5 separate regions of the Homo sapiens genome follow, and regions 1, 2, 4 and 5 are each linked to region 3. A link is a contact called in ENCODE Hi-C or POLR2A ChIA-PET data. All regions are on one chromosome and are shown on one strand. The core of a region is the stretch at or near the end of the contact, and the rest is flanking DNA. Distances in the headings are between cores, read along the strand shown. Region 1 holds the start of L3MBTL3 (L3MBTL histone methyl-lysine binding protein 3). Region 2 holds the start of HBS1L (HBS1 like translational GTPase). Region 3 holds the start of RPS12 (ribosomal protein S12). Region 4 holds the start of MYB (MYB proto-oncogene, transcription factor). Region 5 overlaps LOC101928277 (a long non-coding RNA gene).

What was found. A loop is a pair of places that touch in the nucleus more often than their neighbours do. ChIA-PET counts read pairs that join two places held with the same protein, here RNA polymerase II (POLR2A). Pooled maps may share reads with other maps.
Region 1: a loop to region 3 is called in a map of CD8-positive, alpha-beta T cell, with 8 times the contacts of the local background. The contact joins the promoter of L3MBTL3 here to the promoter of RPS12 in region 3. A Hi-C loop is called at or near these places in 2 of 168 maps with a recorded cell type or tissue (CD8-positive, alpha-beta T cell and naive thymus-derived CD4-positive, alpha-beta T cell) and 12 of 50 pooled maps.
Region 2: a loop to region 3 is called in a map of heart left ventricle, with 5 times the contacts of the local background. The contact joins the promoter of HBS1L here to the promoter of RPS12 in region 3. A Hi-C loop is called at or near these places in 3 of 168 maps with a recorded cell type or tissue (ascending aorta, heart left ventricle and sigmoid colon) and 18 of 50 pooled maps. POLR2A ChIA-PET finds 5 or more read pairs at or near these places in 1 of 52 experiments (activated CD4-positive, alpha-beta T cell).
Region 4: a map of CD8-positive, alpha-beta T cell shows a loop between it and region 3 (4-fold over the local background). The contact joins the promoter of MYB here to the promoter of RPS12 in region 3. A Hi-C loop is called at or near these places in 1 of 168 maps with a recorded cell type or tissue (CD8-positive, alpha-beta T cell), 2 of 37 single-sample maps with no recorded cell type and 8 of 50 pooled maps.
Region 5: a loop to region 3 is called in a map with no recorded cell type, with 9 times the contacts of the local background. The contact joins the enhancer-like site here to the promoter of RPS12 in region 3. A Hi-C loop is called at or near these places in 4 of 37 single-sample maps with no recorded cell type and 2 of 50 pooled maps.

What each region holds. Positions count from the first base shown.
Region 1 is chr6:130,017,240-130,019,939 of GRCh38, forward strand. L3MBTL3 (L3MBTL histone methyl-lysine binding protein 3) reads left to right here and starts at 1,342. Exons shown (of 23, transcript NM_032438.4): 1 at 1,342-1,425. RefSeq lists a silencer at 1,822-1,951.
Region 2 is chr6:135,053,406-135,056,105 of GRCh38, forward strand. It overlaps HBS1L (HBS1 like translational GTPase), which reads right to left and starts at 1,417. Exons shown (of 18, transcript NM_006620.4): 1 at 1,244-1,417. The coding sequence starts at 1,286. It overlaps LOC124901405 (a long non-coding RNA gene), which reads left to right and starts at 1,488. Exons shown (of 2, transcript XR_007059775.1): 1 at 1,488-2,081. RefSeq lists an enhancer at 1,576-1,625.
Region 3 is chr6:132,813,168-132,815,867 of GRCh38, forward strand. It overlaps RPS12 (ribosomal protein S12), which reads left to right and starts at 1,402. Exons shown (of 6, transcript NM_001016.4): 1 at 1,402-1,446; 2 at 1,565-1,615; 3 at 1,805-1,921. The coding sequence starts at 1,602. It overlaps SNORD101 (small nucleolar RNA, C/D box 101), which reads left to right and starts at 2,140; the gene lies at 2,140-2,212. It overlaps LOC107986644 (a long non-coding RNA gene), which reads right to left and starts at 1,121. Exons shown (of 3, transcript XR_001744345.3): 1 at 126-1,121. RefSeq lists enhancers at 367-1,113, 1,028-1,307, 1,738-1,867.
Region 4 is chr6:135,179,979-135,182,678 of GRCh38, forward strand. MYB (MYB proto-oncogene, transcription factor) reads left to right here and starts at 1,330. Exons shown (of 16, transcript NM_001130173.2): 1 at 1,330-1,558. The coding sequence starts at 1,536. RefSeq lists silencers at 449-558, 999-1,048, 1,119-1,338, 1,399-1,448, 2,498-2,577.
Region 5 is chr6:134,869,750-134,872,449 of GRCh38, forward strand. All of the region lies in intron 2 of LOC101928277 (a long non-coding RNA gene), which reads right to left. Among named protein-coding and RNA genes, the nearest start is that of ALDH8A1, 79 kb to the right of the region's middle. Within about 2 kb of position 1,407, at least 3 of the 41 ENCODE cell types and tissues checked have a DNase peak (open chromatin) inside an H3K27ac peak, as active enhancers do.

The DNA.
Region 1 (2,700 bases), core at 92-2,591, 2.8 Mb before region 3:
TTCAGCTTCACAGGATTTGTCCGTTTGTTCTGGAGTACATGTTAAGGCATATGGCCTGATTTTTGGTTTGGAGAATTTGGTCACTACACCAACATTAGATATATCGGGTGGTCTGCTTCTATAGGGTAATTTCATGGTCCTAAGGAAAGAATTTAAGAGTTTATGTTCTGAAACTGGTTCAAGAAACATTCCTTAAGTGAAAAAATTCAATCAAGAATAATATTCCCTACACTGGAGAAGGATTTTTAATATAGAACTTCCATCTGTGATATATTTAAATTCTAGGCCTCAGGCAGCAGTTTCAGAAAAGGGCCTCCTTTACCCTTTATTAGATGCAAAATAGTCTACTCTGGGGATGGGAACTTCCTTTTACCTCCCCCCCCCCGCAAAATCTAAGACATGCTTCCCTCATTCCTAAAATCACACATGCTTTTTTTTTTCACACAGCAAACTCTGCTATTGACATCAAAATGTTTATCAAAACTTTAATTACTCGAATTATTTTGTAAGTACTCCTATTAAGTGGAAAAGACCAGTGAAGCTGTCCAAACGGCGGCCCGCAGTCAATGCGCCGAAAGCTGTCAATACTGAAATGTAATACTCTCTTGATCTAGTTTTGACGCTTTAACAAAGACAGGTTTTGCCATTTAGGACCGCTCAGCCATCTTGACTGAATACCTTAAGAGGGTAGTCCTGGACCTGCTTATTGCCAAGGGACTTTCACAGTGTTCTAAGTTACTGTAGGAATCTCAGCCTATTACTCGACAGAGGCCTAACATGTTGGAGCTGTCAATAAAGATCCGCACTTAGGAAGCGGAAAGAAGGCACAAGTTTTATATGCACACTTTCTTTATTATGCATTGTTCCAGCCATCAAAGAGAGGGAGATTGTACTCTCCCAAAGCTTACAACTTTGTTACTTTTCATGACCTGTAGCATGTATTTAGCCTTTGGGCAGTGTTTGTGCAAGACTAAGGCCCACTCTTTAATGGCTGAATGCATACATTTCACAGCACATGGTGGATTCGCTGCTCTGAGAATTGCCTTTAAAAAAAGTAAAGTGAAAAATAGACAAAGAAATCTGGAACCTTAGCAGTGTTTCCTATTTGTTTGGACTGTTCTTGAACCAGCTCTGAGGCGGTGACCGGGCTATTGAAAAGATGCACCTGAAACAGGATCTGCGGGCAGCTGCATTTGCCACCCGGCTTTATTGCTGCTTTCCAGCGGCGAAGGCGCAGCAGCAGTAACAGGGAAGCCAGAGCGAGCCTCCCCGGCAGCGGCGGCGGCGGCGGCGGCACCGGCACCAGCGCAGTTTCCCCTCTCCCCAGCCCTGACTCTACGCGCACATGCGCATTGCGCCCGCAGCCCTGGACCATTTGTCAGGACTACTCGTGAGACGGAGAAAAAAAAAAGAGAAAATTTGGGGGTAAGAAGCGGTTGATCGGATCTAATCTCTAATTAATCTGAAGATTTGTCCGTGCAAAAGCCATTCATTTATTTTTCTGGGTGAGGATGAAAGTTAAGAGCCCTATAGAGGGAAGGAAGCGCACCCTCGTCTTGTGAAACAGATCAGGGGAGGGGAGGGACAGAAGGGGTTTCTCCCCCACTTCTCTGCGCCTCTGGGAAAGAGGAGAAAACTTAATCCCGGGGAAAAAAGTGGGCAAGTGACTCGGAAACGGCTGGAGGGGGAGTCTCTGGGCATCTCACTCTGAAGTAGTGAGTGCGAGTGTGAAAGAGGAACAAAAGAGAGAGAAAAGAGAAAGGAAAAAATGGGGGGAGGAGAGACTTGTATTTTTTTCTTTGCGCGCACACGGGGAAGGGTGTGGGGGGCCGTGCGGAAGGGAGCCGGGGCGAGGCGGCCGCGTTGGGCTCAGGCTGGCGCGCAGGCGGCGGGATGCGTGTGGCCCCCTCCCCCGCGCCCCCCGAGCTTGTCACTTTGGTCGCTTTCGTGACACCGGGCGCGGGGTGGGGGAGCGCGGCGGCGCCGGGCTCCACCGGGGTGCGTGTCCGGGTGGGCGCCGCGGAGCCGCAGCCCAGGCGGCGAGCGCGGCCGCCGAGGCGGGGGGCGCCGGCGGGGGGCGCGGGGGCGGCCGGGGCCGCGGATCGGTGCGGCGGGAGGCGCGAGCCCCGCGCGCCGCCCCTGCGGCCCCCTCCGCCCGTGTGGCCTTTGTGCCGGGCGCGCACCGGAGAGCGAGCGAGCGGGCGGGCGAGCGCGAGAAGTACAAGTACGGGAGACCGAGGCAGTGGGAAAAGAGGCCGGGCCACTTTCTCCCCTTTCGGGCTGCGGAGAATGGACTGGTTGAATGTGCAGGCGCGTCTCCCCGGCGTGTGCTGTGTGTGTGCGCGGCGGAAAGGCCTGCCCGACTCCCACCGCGCACACGCACACTCACACGCACGCACACACACGGACCCGCGGCGGGGCTCGGCGGCCGAGAGTTTGCGTGGCTTCCTCGCCGCCTCCCTCTTCCCAACCGAGTGTGTGAGAATTTCATATAGATCAGCTCCAATTTCCGCCATTTTGGGAAAGTTGCACAAAAATAAACCCTCCGGTTTATTTCTGCCCGAGGCAGGAAAGTGCTTTGGGAAGCGAGGCGGCGCGGGCCCGCGGCGGCCGTCCGCGCGGGAGAGGGCGCGGGCCGCGGGCCGGGCCGGGAGCCCGCGCCGTCGCGGCGTTCGCCCCGCGCCGTGCCGCGCCGCGCCG
Region 2 (2,700 bases), core at 167-2,666, 2.2 Mb after region 3:
ATGATAAACAACTATTAAAGAAATGAATGAATAATAAATAGGCCTATTCATGTACTTTATATTTGCAAAAATCTCTCTCAATCTAAAGTCATTTCTTAGGTGACAATGGTCCACATGCAATACCATCCACTGCAATATTTATTTAAAAGGGCCTCCATTCTAAAGTAACCACCAGAAAATTCACATGTTCTAGACGGACTGAGGTCACAGGTTCCAAATGGAGAACAGGGTGTTAGCTGCCCTCACTCTAGTTAAAGCATACTGATGTTCTATAATAATCTACTGGGGTGCCAATGACAATCACCAACATATTAAGCACTACATGTTCTGCACTTCGTAAAGCATAGTTCTTTATTCTTCTCCTGCATTAGTTCATTTTTGTTTATATTTTTAGTTTATGTGATGCTTGGTGATGCCTATAGTTATCTACTGCATGAAGAGGGATGTGCTCCTCCTAAAAATAATTCTAACTCCTGTTAACTCCTACAGAACATTCATACAGACATTTTTATTTCATTTTTTAATATCAAAAAGTCCTTTCCTATACACTCTTTCCTCTAGTACTGCCGTTTATTTACATTTCAAAATACATTTATATCAAGCATTACCAGCCAAGAACTAAGTATAAACTTCAAGATCCATCTGATCGACTCATTCTTTGGGCCTTTTTAACATGTGTCTTTTCTACCGTCTCCTAAGTTTCCACTTTGAAATTCGTTGAAAAATAAATTAGCGCAAACTGATTCTGCACTAGGTATGTATGGACATACACAAAAGGTTTACCATGTAAATCTAACACAGGTACACGTCCGTTGAATGTATTAAGTCAATCTGTGTTTTACAAATAAGCAACGTTTCATGGACATTTCTCAAAGGGGATCTGGGAGAGAGGAGCTAGAAGCAGGCACGTTAGTGCCCAACATGGGAGGAAACAATGGAAGAGGTGATAATGCTTACGTGCCTAAATATCACCGGATCTCAACCTCACCAATATCCTACCCATATGACGCTATGCAGCACCTCCCCCTCCCCAAATAAAATCAACCCCAGAGGGCAGAAATCATGACTTAAAAACGACGGCATTTGAAAGCACTAGAAGGCCTGTTATATTCCCCAACTGGGGCTCTCCCAATCCCGACAGGGCAACACTGACGAGAAACTCACAGATTGAAGTGGATGCCAACGGGCTAGGATCCCAGCTGTAGCCGGGAAAAGAACGTCCCGGCATGACCCTGCCACCTACCTTCATCGTAGTTATAGCCTCGAACATTCCGATGCCGGGCCATGACGGCGGAGAGGGCGTTTGCCACAGCCCCTTAACTCCTTCCAAAACACTCCGCTTAGATACTGATAAGGCGCCAACTGCAGCCTGGAGAACCCCTATGCGCCATCTTGGCTTCCCGCAGGCCTCTGCGCCGAGCGCCTGCGCAAGCGCGACGTCTTAGCTGTGCACCGCGCGACGGCAATGCCTCAGGGTCACTGTCCGCCTCCCTGAGGGCGCATGCGCACTGCTGTGCATGGCGGGACGAGGGGAGGGAGCGTTTGGGAGTGGCCCCACCCAAAGGTTGGGCGACGGAGGGGGATGGGGAAATCCGCCGCCTAGAATTGACTGGTTTGGACTAAATGTTGCAAGCGGGGAACCTTGAGCTACCTACGCCAGCGTTCTGGATTATTTTCCAAATTTGGTTCCTGATAATCTGAGAAAGCTATGCGCTCAGTAAGAGCAGGGACCTTGTTTTATCAAACTTTGATCTTTCATTAAGCACACAGTGGGCATTCAACAAACTTGTGTAAACTTGGAATCAGATTTAGCCCAGGCCGGTGCGGTGGCTCCTTCCTGTAATCCCAGCACTTTGGGAAGCCTAGGAGGGCGGATCGCTTGAACTCAGGTGTTCGAGACCAGCCTGAGCAACATAGCGAGGCTCCGTCTCTACAAAAAATACAAACACTAGCCGGCCCTGTGGTGCAGACCTGTAGTCCCAGCTACTGAAGAGGCTGAGGTGGGAGGATCCCCTGAGCCCAGGCGGTCGAGGCTGCAGTGAGCTGAGATCGGGCCTCTCCATTCCAGCCCGGGCGACAAAGTGAGTGAGACCTTATCTCAAAAAAAAAAAGAGTCCAAGCTTTAGAGAAGGAAATAAGGCTATTTTTAAACGGGTATATATTATTAAATTGAGACCCTGGCTATATTAGGTCACCCTGCATTCATATAATTTACGACTTCATGTATTCACTCCGTTCGGCATTACTATCCCTAGTAAACAGCGATTTGCCCTTAGCTATGTAAACGATTTTAGCTATATAGACGATATTTATCAGCATCATAAAGAAGGATTCACTGAACATTCATTGAAGACATAATTGTGTGTAACATTGCGAGTATTAAATATAGCTTTTTAGACATAGCACTGGCCTTAGGTGGTAATGCTGAATGTTGTTGATGCATGAATCTATAACCTGCTATTAAATGTCCTCATTTCTCAGAACATAAAGTTAATAATGCTATATAAGAAACCAACCTCATTATACTGAACACCACTTCAGTTTTAGCTTGTGTTTTTGAAATGATGATACTTCACATCAAAGGCAAATGTTGAGTTCTAGAGATAATTAAAAGCTTCCTCAGCTTTTTGCTATGCACAATAGAAAGAAATAAGAGTAATCCAAATTTAGTTTATATTTGTAAGTGGCTTGGAACGTAAT
Region 3 (2,700 bases), core at 152-2,651:
AAAACTGAACTCTATCAGTAAACTGAACTCTATCAGTTTATTAACATTACAGCAGGTCTCTGTTCTGGTGAACTCCCTGGTGCTCTTACTGCGTTACCCATTTTTGTTTTTTTCGCTGCACTCACCAGTCTAACAGTATCTGCCCACTGGATTCACAGCGCTGGCACGTGCCAAGCGCCTAATAATTGCTCACTGGTTTGGCGGCTGACTACCCAGGAGAGGAAATTAAACACAAAGGCAGTATTGATCATATTCAGTAGTGTTTCGTGCGTTTGGTTTGGAAGTGGGGATTGGGGAATGGCCAATCACTTCCAAATTTAAAATATTGCTTCCTGGAAGAAAATGGACTCCTCAAAGACTGGATATTTCATGTCTGTAGTCCCAGGACCTGGCCCTGCGTCAGGCACATTGTAGGTGTTGAAAATGCACCTGAGGAATTCTGAGTTGCGCGGAACTGTGTATTCCGAGCACAACGCGTCGTTAAAAACCAAACAAAGCAGAACAAACTTCGTTCAGAAGCGACTCCCGCTATACTTAGAAACTAGAATTGACCCCTGGCTGCAGGGTTCCGCTTTACCAACACACCGCAGGGAAAGGGCTTAGAAATAGTGAAAGCGGCCGGGGGCGGCGGGTCACGCCTCTAATCCCAGCATTTTGGGAGGCCGAGGCGGGTGGATCCCCTGAGGTCAGGAGTTCGAGACCAGCCTGGCCAACATGGTGAAATCCCGTCTTTACTAAAAATACAAAAAATTAGCCAGGGTGGTGGCAGGCGCCTGCAATCCCGGCTACTCGGGAGGCTGAGGCAGGAGAATCGCTTGAAACCGGGAGCCGGAGGTCGCAGTAAGCTGAGATCGCGCCATTGCACTCCAGCCTGGAAGAGTGAAAGCATGTAGGCTCTCGTTTCATGAAGACAAAGATGAGGATCACACCCACAACGACACAAACATGGTCTCTCAGGGTGACTTAGAAGCGAAGGAACAAAGTGCGCTGCCTGGGGAGGCTGGGTCTTGTAGAAGCAACAGGAAAGTAGAACGTGGTGTGGAAAGGGTTAAAACTGGCGCTCGGCGGGATACAGGGCTCTAGGTGCCTTAAAGAACACGCGGACACACTTGTTTGGCTTCTGTCGCGCTCCGTAGAATGAGTTCCCTGGGCCTCGGTGGGCCACGCCTCCGCAAAGAAGGACAACGCGAAGCTGCCCGCGTAGTGCCTGTTGCACTCGCCAAGGACCGGCCTGGCAGAGATAGAAAACTCGCAGTACGTTTGCCTCAGAACCGCCTCAATCCGGAAACAGAAACTCCCCAGGCCCGGCACTGCGGGAGCCACCTCTTTCGAGGGTGGGAGTGCACATGCGCACAGGGGACCTGAAAAACCCTTAAATACCGGCATGCGTGCGGATGAGGCCTCTTTCCCTGCCGCCGCCGAGTCGCGCGGAGGCGGAGGCTTGGGGTAAGTTGAGCGAGGCGGCAGGGGGGTGTATTGGTTATAATTTGTGGCTCGTTGCGTTCTTGCTGGGATTCGTGACGAGTATCTGGTTCTTTAACAAGTCAATGCTTTTGTTTTTTAGTGCGTTCAAGATTCAACTTCACCCGTAACCCACCGCCATGGCCGAGGAAGGGTGAGCCCAGGGGCCGGGGTTGGAGTTGGGGTCGGGGTGCGGCTGAGGCGTGGGGCTAGAGCTGGCGGAACAGGACTGGGTCAAACGGGTCGCCGTAAGCGCGTCTGTTGTACACTTAGCTTTTGCTGAGTGCAAGGCCTTATGTGGTGTGAGGATTTTAACTGATGGTTCTGATGTGTCGCGTTTAAGCATTGCTGCTGGAGGTGTAATGGACGTTAATACTGCTTTACAAGAGGTTCTGAAGACTGCCCTCATCCACGATGGCCTAGCACGTGGAATTCGCGAAGCTGCCAAAGCCTTAGACAAGTACGTGTATCAGTCTCAATACTGTGGGTTCTTGCAACCGGAACAAAACTGCCACCCAAGGGAAGAAGGCATGGAGTTCATGGTGTTAGCGCAAAAGTTCTGAATGGCATCCGTCCTACCGGAAACCTAGGAAAAGGTATCAGAACTCAGATCTATAAAGCCCACTTAAAATGTGTGGGTTGCTGTTTGGAATGGGGATAAGCACTCAAAACTACAGTGTTTGAATGATGACTTTAATTGTCGGATACCCCTTCACTCCTTTTATGAGTGAAACATAAGAGTCTGACAAACCTGTAGGTTGTGGAGCTAGTCAGTCTTATACTTATCTGGCAGATAGATGAGATGGAGAGCCACATTACATCTGGTAGTTTGCAAAACAAGCATTAATTTAATGGAATTTCAAACTCAGGTTTCAGAAGCATTTGGTCCTAGATGAATTTAGTAGTATAATAGCTGTGATTTATTTGAATTTGGGATATTTGTTAATGTATTTGAATGGATCGAGTTAATGTGTTTTTTAGGGTGGTGGCATTGACAAATCAACCTACTCTTGAGCTGAATTTAAATGCAGTTTTAAGGTTTTACAGGACAAGTTCGTTTTGGTGTAATCTAGCCAGTTCAATCCGATGGAAACGGCATTATTGTTTAATGTATTTAGTAGGTCCTAGTATGAGTCTTCTGTATTTCTATTTCGGCATTATTGCATGGCATTTCATAACTGTTCCATTAATGCCACAGTCTTTTTTTTTTCTTTTTTCTTTTTTTTTTTTGAGACAAAG
Region 4 (2,700 bases), core at 80-2,579, 2.4 Mb after region 3:
AAAAAATGCTTTCTGAGCTAAGTTTGAACTGCTGGGGCACATGGGACACCCACAAACCCAGTCAGCAGAAGTCTCAAACTCCTAAAAGATTAAAGGAAAAATACATTAGTGTGTACAGAGAATGAAAAAAAAATCCCCAATGGTTCTAATCTATAAACGGAAGTAAAACTAAAACTCCCCTAAAATCCCCCCAGTCATCAATCCTTATAAATTCAGCACTTATCTTCTTCCTTTACTTCTGGAGACCCTCATTAAACAACACGAAAGCCTTTGCTGACTTTTATCTCGTAAAATAGAGCCCTCAAATGACACTAAGCAGGGATACCGACCTCCAAAATCACAAACTGTTTTACTTCTAAAACCATGCATGCAAACGTGGGGTTTCCTGAGTTCTGCTAGGGGCGGGCTGTCTGGACCCCCGTGTATTTTTTTTTTTTTTTTTTTTTTTTTTTTTTTTTTGCAGGTGTGCAATCCAGGGTGCGCGCTCTGTGCAGGGAGGGGAGCAAAGGTGTGCGGTGGGCACCGCCTGGGCCGGGCGGGGCGGGGTGGGTGGGGCCCGGGTGTGTGCTGGGGTGAGAGTGAAGGACATGTGACAATACGACGGTGGCGGCTGCAGGATCCGGGAGGGGAGTGAAAGCTCCGCTGGGGCGCTCCATTAGTGAGCGGTGATGGTTGCCGCCCACTTGTATTGAAGCGTCCTTTGTCACTAACAAGTTAAATTAGAGATGTTATTTATTTAAGAAGAAGGAAAAAAAACCCTAGCCAAACAGCCTATGAATACATATGCTCACATCCCCTACTCCTCCAACTCCTAATTTCCCCGTCTCCAGAGGGCACAGTTGTAAACCTTGACGAAAATCCAATCTTCTGTGCGGGAATTTCCCCCCACCGCTTGCCGCCCCCGCGACAGTGAGTGGGAGCTGGAGGAGCTCTGGTCCCGCTGCCCGGGAGCACGCGGAGCCGGGCGACCGCGGTGCGGCAGCCAGGGAGGAGGGGAGGCGGCGGGACTGGGCGCGGGTCGGCGCCGCCGCGACCCGGGAGCGGGGTTTGCTCAGGAAAAGGCGCCGTCGCGGCCCCCGGCCACCCCTCCCTGGCCCCGGGCTCCCTGCCCGCGCGCCTCCCGGGCCTCGCGGCGCGCTAGGCGCACCGCGGCGGCGCGAGCGCCGAATGGGAGCGGCGACCCGGCCAGCCCGGCAGCCCCGCGGGCGGCAGCCAGGGCGACCGCGGAGGCGGCGGGCAGGGCGCGTGCGCACTGCAGGGGCGCCAGATTTGGCGGGAGGGGGAGTGTCCAAAGCTCTTTGTTTGATGGCATCTCTGTTTACAGAGTTTACACTTTAATATCAACCTGTTTCCTCCTCCTCCTTCTCCTCCTCCTCCGTGACCTCCTCCTCCTCTTTCTCCTGAGAAACTTCGCCCCAGCGGTGCGGAGCGCCGCTGCGCAGCCGGGGAGGGACGCAGGCAGGCGGCGGGCAGCGGGAGGCGGCAGCCCGGTGCGGTCCCCGCGGCTCTCGGCGGAGCCCCGCGCCCGCCGCGCCATGGCCCGAAGACCCCGGCACAGGTAACGGGGAGCCGGGCGGGCGGCCGAGGGCGGGGGCGCGCGGGGGCGCGCGGGGCGCCAGGCTCCCGGGAGCAGGTGGGAATTCGTTCCGGGATCATCTGAGGGGCTGTCAGACCCTCCGAGGACCTGGAGCCCCTGCCTCGGCAGCAGAAGCCGCTCCAGAGACTGATGAATGGAAGAGTCTTTGCGGGAAATGTATCCGGACGTTGGGAAGCACGCCCTGCGGCTCATTTTGCAAGTTGCATGGGGATACATTTTTCTTTAGGGGGAAAAAGAAAGCACGTTCCAGCCGAGGGCAGAGCGGTGCCCACCAGCCCCGGGGAGCCCACCAGGTGCCTGGCTTGATGCCGCGGGTGTCGGCGAGGGATCCGCAGCGTAATTGCTGGATGCATTGAGATATGTTTGGACTTGGAAGTGCAGAGCATATGGCAGATACAGGGAAAATGCTGGATTGTTTAGTAGCTGCAGGTAGTTCATTTAAATTTCATTCATTCTTTATGGAGGCGAGGACCAGTGTCAGCTGACAGGCGGCTGAAAAGCAGATTTTAGGGGGATAAAGGGGTCTCTACTTTTGCAAATTGTCTTAAGACCTGGTTTTGGAGGTTCGAATCATTTTTCTCTGAAAGGCTTTTACTTCCACTGCAAACATTGCACGCGCACCCACACGCGCCGCCGTCGCACATGTCACTGCACTTAGGGAGGCTCGCCGGGAAGATGGGTGCAGTCCCTTCACATTTTTGGCCGGACAGATGGGAAGAGGGAGAGGAGGAGGAGGAGGGAAATCCTCGTCCGAACTGTCAGTTGCTCGTTCCCCAGTCTCCACCGGCCTCTGGACTTTCCCAGCAGCACACGCCGGGGCTCCCTGCGAGCGGCGGGTGCCAGGGCTAGCTCGGCAGCCGTCGCAGTCGCCACTCGGCTCAAGGGGACAGAGGCCGGCAGCACCCAAGGCCGCTGCCGCGCAACCGGGACGCGATCCCCGCGGGCTCTGCCCCCAGGCGAAAGGTCCCTGCGCGGCGCGCACACGTGGATGCGGCTGAGGTCGCCGCGCCTTCTCGCACCCTCCTTCAGCCGCCTTAGGTCGCCCCGGCCGAGGCGCGGTGACCGGACAGACCCTCGCGAAGGAGTTCTAAGGCGAAGTCCAT
Region 5 (2,700 bases), core at 157-2,656, 2.1 Mb after region 3:
TGTTCTTTCAAGTATTACGGGCCAGCTCCTGGGTTCTAGATGCCAAGATTTGGTTATATGATTTTGGTCAAATTTCAGGAGTATATTCAGAGAACTTCAATGAAACCATGTTAGTTGGCCGGGGGTGTGGCTCATGCCTGTAATCCTAGCACTTCGGGAGGCTGAGGCAGGTGGATCACTTGAGGTGAGGAGCTCAAGACCAGCCTGGCCAACATGGTGAAACCCCGTGTCTACTAAAAATGCAAAAATTATGGCCGGGCATGGTGGCTCACGCCTGTAGCCCTAGCACTTTGGAATGCCGAGGTGGGCAGACTGCCTGAGCTCAGGAGTTCGAGACTAGCCTGGGCAACATGGTGAAAACCCGTCTCAACTAAAAATACAAAAAATTAGCCGGGCATGGTGGCACACGCCTCTAGTACCAGCTACTCGTGAGGCTGAGGCATGAGAATCGTTTGAGCCCAGGAGGTGGAGGTTGCAGTGAACCATGATCGTGCCACTGCACTCCAGCCTGGGCAATAGAGTGAGATACTGTTTCAAAAAAAAAATTAGTGGGGCGTGGTGGCACAAGCCTGTAATCCCAGGTACTCAGGAGGCTGAGGCAGGAGAATCACTTGAACCTGGGAGGCAGAGGTTGCAGTAAGCCGAGATTGGACCACTGCATTCCAGCCTGAAAGACAGAGCAAGACTGTCTCAAAAACAACATAAAACAAAAAACAAAAAAAAAGAAGAAAAGAAGGAAAACAAGAAACCACGTTAGTTGTTCTGTCATTTTTAGTTAATTTTTTCATTCTCACCTTATGTTGCTAATTCGACATAAAACTAATTTGAGAAAGGATAAAATAAGCTTCAAGCTATAACTGAAGCTTTATTTGCAAATAGTAAGCCAACATATCCAATAGTTCAGACGCTGTGACAATGTATCAGGATTCTAGGATCACCAGGCTGCCTTCACTTTGCATCTGAAACCCGGAGTGAGTGAACAGCAGCAGGGCCCTCCACTGAGAACACAAACACACCTGTGCTTCCTATTTATAGTCACCTGCTGACTAATAATACCCCCACAATGACTTTCCCGTCAAACTTCTTTACTGTAATGTTTTAACCTATGAAATTCCCACTGTAACATAAATGTGTTTATCCCAATCTGTCTGTAACTGGGTGTAAACTGGGAGGTGCTGGAACCAGTTCGCATCAGCTTGCAAGAGCTGGGTAGCATCTCTTCCCAAAGTATGTTCAATGATGTTACACTTTTGGTTTAAAATCAGCATGGTAAAAATATTTACACCACAGAAAATGGCAAACGCTACAAATCAGGGCTTCCTAGACCCCACCTCCACCAGAGCTGAGCTTTAAACATTGACCGGCACAGCACTGGATACATACATCTGTTATTGCTTAACACAAGAAACTTCATCCACACTCCTTCCTGTTCTAGATTGAGTGCACCTGGTGAAAACCACAAGGATGCTTGTCCATGAAGATTTAAAGGTACAGAGTTCACTTAGAGATTAGCAACGGGGACATATTCTATATCCTCACCCCATAAGGTATGCAGGAGGAGAAATTATGCCAAAGTATGCTAGAATCCATGTAACTGCTTTCAGTGTCCAGGATAAGAAATCAAACATCCTCTGAGCTATGACTGTGTCTTAGTCAGTGTCAGGTTCTAACTGAGGTCTGAGGGGAGTCAGTGGGTGAGTGGTGGGTAGCTGGAAAAACACTCGAGGAATCGTAGACAGTTTCGACATGGCTTTACTCTCCCTCTGGGCACGAGTGAGCCCAGGTGCAAGCTGTATGTACAGCATCAGTAGGGTAATTATACCTTGTACAGACAATAGTGGGTCCGAGCCAAGCACAAGCTCATGTGGGTGATCACCTAATGCGCCTCACATGGTGTGATTACATAATGTGTGGAGTTGTGCTCCTGTGCTCCAAACTTGCTCAGTCATGCTGGACTGGATATCTACCTTGGCCTATTCTTTTTTTTTTTTTTTTTTTTTTTTTTGAGACGGAGTCTCGCTCTGTCGCCCAGGCCGGACTGCGGACTGCAGTGGCGCAATCTCGGCTCACTGCAAGCTCCGCTTCCCGGGTTCACGCCATTCTCCTGCCTCAGCCTCCCGAGTAGCTGGGACTACAGGCGCCCGCCACCGCGCCCGGCTAATTTTTTGTATTTTTAGTAGAGACGGGGTTTCACCTTGTTAGCCAGGATGGTCTCGATCTCCTGACCTCATGATCCACCCGCCTCGGCCTCCCAAAGTGCTGGGATTACAGGCGTGAGCCACCGTGCCCGGCCTTTGGCCTATTCTTGACTGCAGCAAATCCATTTTCCTTACACTCCACCCCCTAGGCTGAGCGAGACATAGGCTTTGGACACACAGGTCTGACATATAGGCCTTACATTCCACCCTGTAGGCCAAGGGAGTTCTAGTGGGAGACATGCCTGCAGGGCAGAACCCTGGATCCAGAGGCCACAGCAGTACTACAGGGAGCAACAACTCCAGGTTATGGCGGGCAACCACCCCAAGGTGACGTTACCCCAATGCTGCTTTATACATTAAGCCAGGTTTTTATTTTCCTACCTTTAGGGGCATTGGGGCAGGCAACAACAGGTTACCTTTTGTCCCCACACGTGGTTGGAGAAGGTCATCCTTCCTCCTTCAGGTCTTTCCCTATGGCTTGGCCCCACATGGAATGGTGACT